Linked DNA regions of Homo sapiens: region 1 is linked to region 2. The links are chromatin contacts, found by Hi-C or POLR2A ChIA-PET in ENCODE. All regions are on one chromosome and are shown on one strand. Each heading gives the region's core, a stretch centred on a gene start or an enhancer-like site at or near the end of the contact. The rest is flanking DNA. Distances are from core to core; before and after follow the strand shown. Region 1 overlaps RAB11FIP4 (RAB11 family interacting protein 4). Region 2 holds the start of RNF135 (ring finger protein 135).

Evidence for each region. Hi-C counts contacts between places; a loop is a spot of excess contacts on that map. ChIA-PET counts read pairs that join two places held with the same protein, here RNA polymerase II (POLR2A). Pooled maps may share reads with other maps.
Region 1: a map of B cell shows a loop between it and region 2 (6-fold over the local background). The contact joins the enhancer-like site here to the promoter of RNF135 in region 2. A Hi-C loop is called at or near these places in 1 of 168 maps with a recorded cell type or tissue (B cell), 9 of 37 single-sample maps with no recorded cell type and 9 of 50 pooled maps. POLR2A ChIA-PET finds 5 or more read pairs at or near these places in 3 of 52 experiments (A673, CD4-positive, alpha-beta T cell and activated B cell).

What each region holds. Positions count from the first base shown.
Region 1 is chr17:31,493,073-31,498,130 of GRCh38, reverse strand. The region is part of intron 3 of RAB11FIP4 (RAB11 family interacting protein 4); the gene reads right to left. Among named protein-coding and RNA genes, the nearest start is that of MIR4724, 39 kb to the left of the region's middle. Within about 2 kb of position 2,953, at least 18 of the 41 ENCODE cell types and tissues checked have a DNase peak (open chromatin) inside an H3K27ac peak, as active enhancers do; they include B cell and CD4-positive, alpha-beta T cell, where a contact is called at or near this core.
Region 2 is chr17:30,967,435-30,972,858 of GRCh38, reverse strand. RNF135 (ring finger protein 135) reads right to left here and starts at 1,820. Exons shown (of 5, transcript NM_032322.4): 1 at 1,414-1,820. The coding sequence starts at 1,785. RefSeq lists enhancers at 1,005-1,254, 1,283-1,844, 1,945-2,194, 1,845-2,406, 2,475-2,534 and 1 more and a silencer at 1,325-1,864.

The DNA.
Region 1 (5,058 bases), core at 1,704-4,203, 520 kb before region 2:
CCCCACTGCCCACAGAACCAGGCCCAGCTCCTGAGAGCAGCTCGCAAAGCCCCTTCCAGCAGGTCTCAGCCTCAGGACATGCTCTGCCTCTCCCCTTCCCTAGTACCCCAGGCTCCTGGGCACCTTTACCCACCCCAATGCCTCAGCACATGCTGCTTCTTATGCACAGGGGGCATAAGCACCACCTCATCAAAGAGGGGGCTTCGAATCTCTGACACTACACACAAAACTGAGGAGGTTGGGCTACTGGCTTTCATTGGAATCTCAAGAGGGAGGGGGCAGAGAGAAGATCTCCAAGGAAAACAAGGTTTAAAACCATCACCTGCTCTTAAAGCCTCCCTCTAGCCAGCAGCGCACACTCAGCCCCTGCTTGGGGGCCACTGTCACCCAGACATCCCCATGTGGCTGTCTCCTGGTGCCTCCCCAACTCAGCCCCGACTTCCATGAACAGCCCACACCTAACCCTCTGTACTGCTCCAGCCAGACCCTGTGCAGCCTTGTCATGTGCACCCCTGTAGGTGCCGACTGGGTGCCCACCCCACCACTCTTCCTCCTCTCTCTCCGTCCTGCCTCACCCCACTGCAGCCCAGCCATCCTGAAGGACGGGGCCCCTGACACATCCTGCTCACACAGGCCCCTGTGCCTTTGCCACTGCCCCCTGCCCAGAACTCCTCCGTCTGTCTCAGGAGCAGTGCCACTGGCTGGCACTCCCCGAGATCCTTAACACCTAAACAAGCACAAAGCAGTTTTTTTTTTGTTTTGTTTTTGAGATGGAGTATCGCTCTGTCGCCCAGGCTGGAGTGCAGTGGCATGATCTCGGCTCACTGCAGGCTCTGCCTTCCGGGTTCCAGCGATTCTCCTGCCTCAGCCTCCTAGGTAGCTGGGATTACAGGCGCCTGCCACCACGCCGGGCTGATTTTTGTATTTTCAGTAGAGATGGGGTTTCACCATGTTGGTCAGGCTGGTCTCGAACTCTTGACCTCAGGTGATCCGCCCGCGTTGGCCTCCCAAAGTGCTGGGATTACAGGCATGAACCATCGTGCCTGTCCACAAAGGGGTCTTAAACATTTGAGAACAAGGAAAGCACGCATCTGCTAAGCACCTATTGTGTGCCAGGTATTTCTGTGCATCAGCCACTATTTAGATGAGAATACACAGGTTCAAGGAGGTTAAGTAATTCGTGAAAGGTCGCAGGGCTGGGATTTGAACCAGGTCTGATTTTAACGCAGCAAGGAGGGTACAGAGAATACCAAATGCTCTCAGCGATGCGACATCCAGCACCCCATGGACAACACTGTGCACTGGAGTGGACTCAGGCTGACCCTGCAGCCACAGGAATGGCAGTTAGCAACGCTGATGGTACCAGAACTTGGACTTGAGCTGAAGCTTGCAGGGACCACAGCACACTGGGCTTCTGAGGTCTGTGCCATCCAGGCCATCAGGCAGAGCCCTCCTCCCCTTTCCCACCCCAGGGAGCTTCAAAGAGGCTACATGTGGGAAGACTTTACAGAAAGGGAGAGGAGAGATTTGAAAGAAAATTGCTAAAAGGAAACACATGTGAAAATGAAAACTCAGGCAAAGGGGGAGAAGGACGAGGGAAGAAGAGTAATGTCCAAGGATTATAAACTGAGTCAAGAAGCCCTTGGAACACCAGTTTCCCTCTGCTCCCTTGGGAAGGCCAGTGACCCACTCCCAGCCCTCATTTTCCCTCTTAACCCAGATGGAACGGGGCAGACCTTAGATGATACCCAGCAAGAGAAACAGGGAATGTTGCCTTGCACACAGCCATGACAACTGTGGAGCCACGATTCATATGTGGTGGGAGGAAAATCCCGAGGCTCAGAGAGGTCGCTCTACTTTGCCAAGGCCACACAGCTGGCGAGCCATAAAGCTGGAATCTAAGCCCAATCCAAGGTTGTCCCCTTGAACCACATCAGGGTCCCCTCATATAATCTGCCACCACTACAAGGTGGCTCCACCTGCATCCTTGGAGGAACTGGACAAATTATATAAGTTCCCCAGAGGTTACCTAGTTTCTATTTCATTAAATCTGAGACACCTCTGATTTTACAATGCACCGTTATTTCAAGTATGCCAAGAAAAAGGCGCTGTCAAATTATAATAATCCGCAAATGTGCGACACATTCCAATTTAAGATGTTAAATGGAAAAAAAGGAAAGGAAAAAAAGAATGTGCCTTAGAATCCCAGAAAATACCATGTAAGTGTGAGTAGGGAACAGGGATTCAGTCACAGTTCCGCAGACTGTGTGTGTGCAGTGAAGGGCAGTCAACAACTCCACACAAGCACATGAGCACACACCTGCTGCTATAAAATCCTTCTTTGCTAATAACTGATGCAATCGTGCAGATAATCATACAAAAATGTGTTGGCCAGACCTGCCTTGTCAACAAGAACCCTCATTTCACCAGGAGACCATCAATTCAAGGTTGCCTAACATCAGTCAGACGAGTCAAGCATGGTGGCTCATGCCTGTAATTCCAGCACTTTGGGAGGCCAAGGTGGAAGGATTGCTTGCGCCTAGAAGTTTGAGACCAGCATGGGTGACATAGTGAGACCTCATCTCTACCAAATGAATAAATAGCCGGGAGTGGTGGTGCACCCAGCTACTCAGGCAGCTGAGGTGGGAGGATCACTTGAGCCCAGGAGGTCGAGGCTACAGTGAGCCAAGATTGTATCGCTGCACTCTAGCCTGGGCAGAAATGCGAAACCCTGTCTCAAAAAAAAAAAAAAAAAAAAAAAAAATCAGTCAAGTGGAGGCTGTCCTGCCCACCTAACCAGCCAGGCTAGGCCAGGCTAGCCAGCTTCGCCTGAGTGGAGCTATAGACCTCTGGGCAGCCAAGCTGGATGACTCTGTGGTTAACTACCAAGGGCAGTCACCCAGTGTGGCTGGGCGGTGGCACAGCCTGCACCTTTTTGTCTGGCTTTTCTCCAAATCTCCTGGGGCTTGTGGCCAGCCAGAGCCTCAGCATTTTAATAAGGCAGATGCTGGGGGCTGGCAGTGGCAGATGGGCAGCACTGCTCCAAGCCAGCTTTTCCAGCTAGGCACAGGTGGATGGACAGGCAGGCCCTGGCTGGAGGTGAAGGGCAGGTGGGCCGAGGTGTGGAGGGCCATCCTCCCCTTGGCAGGCCAGCCACAGCCTGGCAGTGTGAGCAGCCTCTGGAAGGACAGGCTAGGTACAGTCTCCCTCACTGAACCTGGGGAGAAGTCTGTTACCTCGGAAGCTGCTTGACATCTCATTCACAGACTGCCACACAAATGCTAGTCACTTCACCCCAGACCCAGAATCTGTATCTGCAGAGCCCGAGCAAGGTTTGTTAAAAACACAGAAGCTGGCTGGGTGCAGAGGCTCATGCCTGTAATCCCAGCACTTTGGGGGGCCGCGGTGGGAGGATCACCTGAGGGCAGGAATTCGAGATCAGCCTGGGTAACATAGTAACACCTCATTTCTACTTTTTTTTTAAAAAAATTAAAATTAAAATTGAAAAAAAAGATTTAAAAACCCACAGAAGCTGAGGAAGTAGAGTTTTGCTTCTCTTGCAAAGGCCCTTGAGTAATGGAGTTTTTCCGCTGCCACCTTCCTGTTTGGGCCATGACACTCCCCGGCAAGACATTCTGTTAGGTGCGAAGGTTATTAGTCACAACAATCAAACCAGCTGAAGCCTGCAGGAACTAAGAATAACAGCTCACCCCAAAGCACAGTTTTAAGTGCTTTTCATACATTTACATATTTGAGCCTTACCACGAACCCTGTGAGGGAGGTACTAGCCTCATCCTCTTACCACGAACCCTGTGAGGGAGGTACTAGCCTCATCCTCGTTTTACAGGTGGGGAAGCTGAGGCACAGAGAAATTAAATAACTTGTCTAAGATTCCACCAATAGCAAGGGGCAGAGCCAGGATCTGAACCCAGAGACAGCCTGACTCTGAAGGCATTTTGGTACTAAACTGGCCTGCCTCTCTAACCATCTAACCGTCCACGAGTGTCAACTAAGTAAAGGCCAGAACCTAGACTGGGCATCTTAAATCACCATGGCTCATTTTATTTTCACCATCACCCTGCGAGGCAGGTGCTATTATCAACCCCATTCTACCTGTTGGGCACCCCAACCCTCAGCCACCCCAAAGCAGGGGGGTGGATGAACAGGATGCCCCATCTGAATGCTGCCTGACACGCAAACACACACGTGTGTGCACACACACATATACGATCTGGGGCCCTAAACTGGACAGACTAAACCCAAAGCTGCTGCCCAAATGTGGGAGTGACTCCCTGGGGTCCTTAGGACCCCACAGAACCATGCTGCTGCCTGCCCACAGGCAGAGGGAGTGAAGAGTGAGGCCAGGGAAAGTGAAATCAGAAGGGTGAGGTCGCCTGTCCAAAGTTCCACAACTAGCGAGCAACAGAGCCAGGATCTAGACCTAGAAGTTTTCTGGCGCCCATTTTTTCTCCTTAAGGAAACAGGCATTGGGTGACAAAGCGTGGGATGCAGGTGTCTGTGTCTTAGGTAGGCATTTCTTCCAGGAAAACGAGGGAGCAGGGGGCAGGGACTTGCTGCTATTCTCGCTCCTATTCTAGGAGGGAGACTTGAGTCTGGTGCAGAGGGTAGACACCCCTCAGCTCCCTTACCCCAAGTTCACCGGAGCAGCAGCAGCTATTTGAAATGTGGGTTCCCTTTCCATGGTATCAGGCTTGCACAGCGCAGGGGGGTGGGGGGTGACCACAGATGACTAAAGAGAGAGAGCCCGCCCACTCTCCCACACTCCAGTTCTGTTTAGGCCTTCCTCTTTCTGGTACCTCAAAAGAGAAAGGCTCCCATGAGCAGAGCCACAGATATTAATAACTTCTACAGAGCTTTGTTTTCATCTGAATTAATGTTTACATTGTTGGGAAAGAACCCACTTGTCTGGGAAGATGAAGCAGGTTAGATCAATTAAAAATGTGACCAACAGTTGGAAAACTTCCCATTTCTTAAGGTCAGTCAAGAAGTGGGTTTGGAAGTGCTGGCATGACTAGCACTGGCCTGCTGGGCGGTTCT
Region 2 (5,424 bases), core at 571-3,070:
GGTTGCAGTGAGCCAAGATCATGCCACTACACTCCAGCCTGGCAACAGAGCAAGACTCCATCTCAAAACAAAACAAACAAAAAAAATGTGGCACATCCACCCAATGGAATATCATTCAGCCCCATAAAAGGAATAAAGTTCTGACACATGCTACAACATGAATGAACTTTGAAAACACTATGCTAAGTGAAAGAAACCAGGCACAAAGGGACAAACATTGAACGATTCCAGTTATATGAAATATCTAGAACAGGCAAACTCAGATACAGAAAGTAGCTTAGATGTGAGCAGGGGCTAGAGGGAGGAGAAATGAGGAGTTACTGCTTAATGAGTACAAAGTTTCTGTTTATGATGATGAAACAGTTTTGGAAACAGAAGTGATAGTTGCACAACAGGAAATGTAACTAATTTGTCACTGAATTGTACACTTAAAAATGGTTAAAATAGGCGGGGCGCGGTGGCTCACACCTGTAATCCCAGCACTTTAGGAAGCCGAGGCGGGCAGATCACGAGGTCAGAAGATCGAGACCATCCTGGCTAACAACGGTGAAACCCCGTCCCTATTTTTTAAAAAAAGAAAAAAACATACAAAAAATTAGCCAGGCGTGGTGGCGGGCGCCTGTAGTCCCAGTTACTCGGGAGGCTGAGGCAGGAGAATGGCGTGAACCCGGGAGGCGGAGCTTGCAGTGAGACAAGATGGCGCCACTGCACTCCAGCCTGGGCCACAAAGCAAAACTCCGTCTCAAAAAAATAAAAGGTTAAAATGAGGCCAGGCGCTGTGGCTCATGACTGTAATCCCAGCACTTTGGGAGGCCGAGGCGGACGGATCATCTGTGGTCAAGAGTTTGAGACTAGCCTGGCTAACATGTCGAAACCCCGTCTCTACTAAAAATACCAAAATTAGCCGGGCGTGATGGCGCACGCCTGTAATCCCAGCTACTCTCGAGCCTGAAGCAAGAGAATCACTCGACCCTGGGGGGCGGAGGTTGCAGTGAGCCGAGATCACGCACGCCATTGCACTCCATCCAGCCTGGGCGACAGAGCGAGACTCCGTCTCAAAGAAATAAAGAAAAAGGTTAAAATGGCCAGTTTTAATGTTATATAGATCTTACCACAATTTTACAAGTTTCAGAGAAAGAGACCGAAGATCGATTGGGAAGAAGTTGAAATATGCCAAGCTGTGTAACAGCTAAGTTGACAAGCTTTCGGAAGATGGGGAATTTGTTTTTTTCTACTTCTTCATACTTTTATGAACTTTCCAAAGTGCCTCCGAAGAGCGGAACTCGACTTTTAGACTGAGAAAAGGAACGTAAAAGTAGAACGGCTGAGGAAAGGGGTTCGAGCCACATGGGAAAGGGTCAGGCGGCGGGCAGCCCGGGGGAGCCAGGGGAGCTGCGGGCCCGGCCTCCCTACCCGCTGCAGTTCCGGGCGGCGCCGGGGCCTCGCGGCCGCGCTGGAGAGGGAACTGGAGCCCGGGCAGGGGCAGTGGGCAGGGTCGGAGCCCGCCTGTATCTCGCGTGCGGCGCGGCGGTACTTGTCGGCCAGGTCCTGCAGTAGCGTGTTCTTCCGCAGGTGCGGCTGCTGCGCGGCGCCCTGGCGGCAAGTGGGGCAGGCCCAGCGGCGGGCGTCGCGGGCGCCCCACAGGGCCTCCAGGCAGTGGCGGCAGAAGCTGTGGCCGCAGGGCAGCGTGGCGGGCCAGTCCAGCAGCCCCTGGCAGATGATGCAGCCGAGGTCGTCCTCGGCCAGCCACACGGGAACGGCGGAGCCCAGGCCCAGGCCCGCCATGGCCAACAGGCGGCCGGGGCGCGGACGTCGGGGTTGAGCCGGGCGAGTCTCCTCAGGCTCCTCCCTCGCCCTTCCTCTTCCCCTTGCCCTCCTCCTTTTCTCGGCCGCCTTTTCTCCTCCTTCCTTGGCGCCACCCCGTCTCCTTCCTCCGATCCTGCTGAAAACAGACTTAGAGCCTCCAGTGCCCAGCTGGAAAGACAGAGCTGACCTTCAGTGGCGGCCTCTTGCCCTGGGAAACCAACATGCCGCGAGCTGCTAGAAACCCGCGGAGGTCTCCAAGATTCCCTTTAGCTGGATGTCCCTCCATTAAGATGCAGCACCGTTGGATGTCTTCGTCCGTTGGCTTAAAAAAAAATAAACAACAAAAAAGATGCAACACCGACAACTCTTGGGAGGAGAGGACTCCATTCAGCAGCTTATTTATGAGAATGAGCCCACGAAGTGTCATCCAGCTCCTCTAACAAGTAGCAGGGGATTAAAGATCACCGATGCACAGCCACAGGGAGCGTCCTCAAAAATGCTGATGTTCGGCCCCGCTCGCAGGGAGTCTGATTTCATTGTCTTGGGTGGAGCACGGGTATTTTGTAAAACCTCCCCCAGGTGATTCTGACGCGCATTCAAGGTTGAGTGAGCGAACCCTTGGCTTTTTAACTCGCAGGTATAATGCAGAGTTGTGCGCTGTGTCCTTACCGCCTTCTGCGGGATGTAAGCGCGTTTCCCAACAGACACTCGGACAAAATTCTAGAAAGTGTTTTCCTGAGAAGGCTCACTCACTCACTCACTTCGCATCCCAGTCCTAAACGCATTGCAACCAGAAAATGTTAGAGCTAAAAGAGCACCACGTCCTCCCAGATGACCCAAAGAGGTTAAAAAAAAAAAAAAGAGAAAAAAGAAAAACTTGCAGGCTCTCATGGTAACAATGAAGCGTCAGAGACTAAAACCCACAACTCCCCAATCTGTTGAAATGAACTAACAACGTCTCATGCTTTACTTTATCCTTTCTGGCCTGGGCTCAAAGTAGGTATCAGATAATACAAGTTTGTAGCCGACCTTTGGATCACTTGAAGTCAGGAGTTCAAGACCAGCCTGGCCAACATGGTGAACCCTCATCTCTACTGAAAATACAAAAAGAAAAGAAAAGAAAAGCCAGGCGCCCTGGCGCATGCCTGTAATCCCAGCTACTTGGGAGGCTGAGGCAGGAGAATCTCTTGAACCCGGGAGGCGGAGGTTTCAGTGAGCCAAGACTGCGCCACTGCACTCCAGCCTGGGCGACATAGGGAGACTCCGTCTCAAAAAAAAAAAAAAAAAAAAAAAGAAAAAAAAGAAAGAAAAGAAAGAAAAAAAAGCGTTTGTGGTTATTTCTAATACTGGAAGTGTCATGGAGTAGGCAGCGCTGCTCATCAACGTTTCCAGTGCTTTCCCTTTCTGGGCACATGGTAGGACTGGCACTTCCCTGACCCACTTGAAACACACAGAGGTAATATGTTACTTCCCACCAGCTTTAAAGGCGACTGAGCCGGCCATTGTATCCCTTTCTGCCAGCTGCCCCAATTATGGAGATGAAACCATCATCCGGTGACCTGGGTCACTGAGTGGCTAAGATGAGCAGACTCCCTGCCAACGCACCCTAGGATACGTAGTAAGAGGGAGAAGAAAACTAGGATGTATTCAGCTTACTGAGATTTAGTGGGTGTGTGCTGCTACAGCATAACCTAGCCTATCCTGACTGATGTATTACCTGGATCTTGTTCTAGAATCTCCGCATCGGAGTAAAATCGTAGTTTCTAAGAGCCTCTTTTTTTCTGTAAAACGGGCATGATACTAAACACTTAAACATGCTCAGATCTTCCAACTTAAAAAATGAAATCACTGGCGGGGCGTGGTGGCTTATGCCTGTAATCTCAGCACTTTGGGAGGCTGAGGCAGGTGGATTGCCTGAACTCAGGAGTTCGAGACCTGCCTGAGCAACATGGTGAAACCTTGCCTCTACAAAAAAAATACAAAAACTACCTAGACATGGTAGCGCAGGCCTGTGATCCCAGCTACTCAGGAGACTGAGGTGGGAGGATTGCTTGAGCCAGGGAGGTGGAGGCTGTAATGAGCCATGAGATCTCAGGAGGTCAAGACTGTGGTTAGCTGTGATCACACCACTTCACTCCAGCCTGGGGAAGGAGCTAGACCTAGTCTCAAAAAAATTAAAAATTAAAAAATAAAATAAAATCACCTTTGACCTGAGCCTCCCTGGAACCAGCTCTCCTCTTCTCCATTTCACAGCCAAGTTTCTGGAAAGAGTGAGTTAACCAGTAGTTTTCAAACTTTTTTCTTGGACACGCCCTAAAAGTTTTATGCAAAATCATGCAGTGGTTATAAGAAAGGGGGAAGTGGGGGCCGGGCGCAGTGGCTCACGCCTGTAATCCCAGCACTTTGGGAGGCTGAGGCGGGCGGATCATGAGGTCAGGAGATTGAGACCATTCTGGCTAACACGGTGAAACCCCGTCTCTACTAAAAAATACAAAAAAAATTAGCCGGGCGTGACGGCGGGAGCCTGTAGTCCCAGCTACTCAGGAGGCTGAGGGAGGAGAATGACCTGAACCCAGGAGGCGGAGCTTGCAGTGAGCTGAGTTCGCACCACTGCACTCCAGCCTGGGCGACAGAGCAAGACTCTGTCTCAAAAGAAAAAAAAAAAAGAAAGAAAGAAAGGGGGAAGGGGGAGAGTGGTCAGCTCTGGTAGTAAAAATATATTAGCAAATTCTTCATTTATATCAGATTTTTTTTTTTTTTGAGATGGAGTCTCACTTTGTTGCCCAGGCTGGAGTGGAGTGGAGTGGCACAATCTCGTCTCACTGCAACCTCCACCTCCCGGGTTCAAACCATTCTCCTGCCTCAGCCTCCGGAGTAGCTGAGATTACAGGCGCTCGCCACCATGCCCGGCTAATTTTGTATTTTTAGTAGAGATGGGGTTTCCCCATGTTGACAGGGTTTCTCCATGTTGGCCAGGCTTGTCTCGAACTCCTGACCTCAGGTGATCCGCCCACCTCATCCTCCCAAGTGCTAGGATTACAGAGGTGAGCCACCGCGCTCAGCCTACATCAGACATTTTGTCATTCTTGGCCGAGTGCGGTGGCTCATGCCTGTAATCCCAGGACTTTGGGAGGCCGAGGCAGGCGGATCATGAGGTCAGGAGTTCGAAAAATACAAAAAAAAATTAGCTGGGCGTAGTTGCAGGCACCTGTAATCCCAGCTACTCAGGAGGCTGAGGCAAGAGAATCATTTGAACCCGGGAGGTGAAGGTTGCCATGAGCCAAGATGGCACCATTGCACTCCAGCCTCGGCAACAGGGCAAGACTCCGTCTCAAAAAAAAAAAAAAAGAAATTTTGTCATTCTTTTATCTTTCTGAACTTGTATTTCCATTCCATTTCCTCCACAGAATTACATTCCAAAGCAATATATTTCATGCATGAAAGTCTTTTATCACTTTGTAATACTTCTCTACAACAAAAGTATGTATGTGTATTAAATTTTTAATTCTTCTTAACTTCCTGTGACAAAAAGGCTCTTGGTAAATTTTTTCCCCTGGATTTAATTATCAATATAATTACTATTAGCAGTCAAACAAAAGAAAAGTATGCTGCAATTTA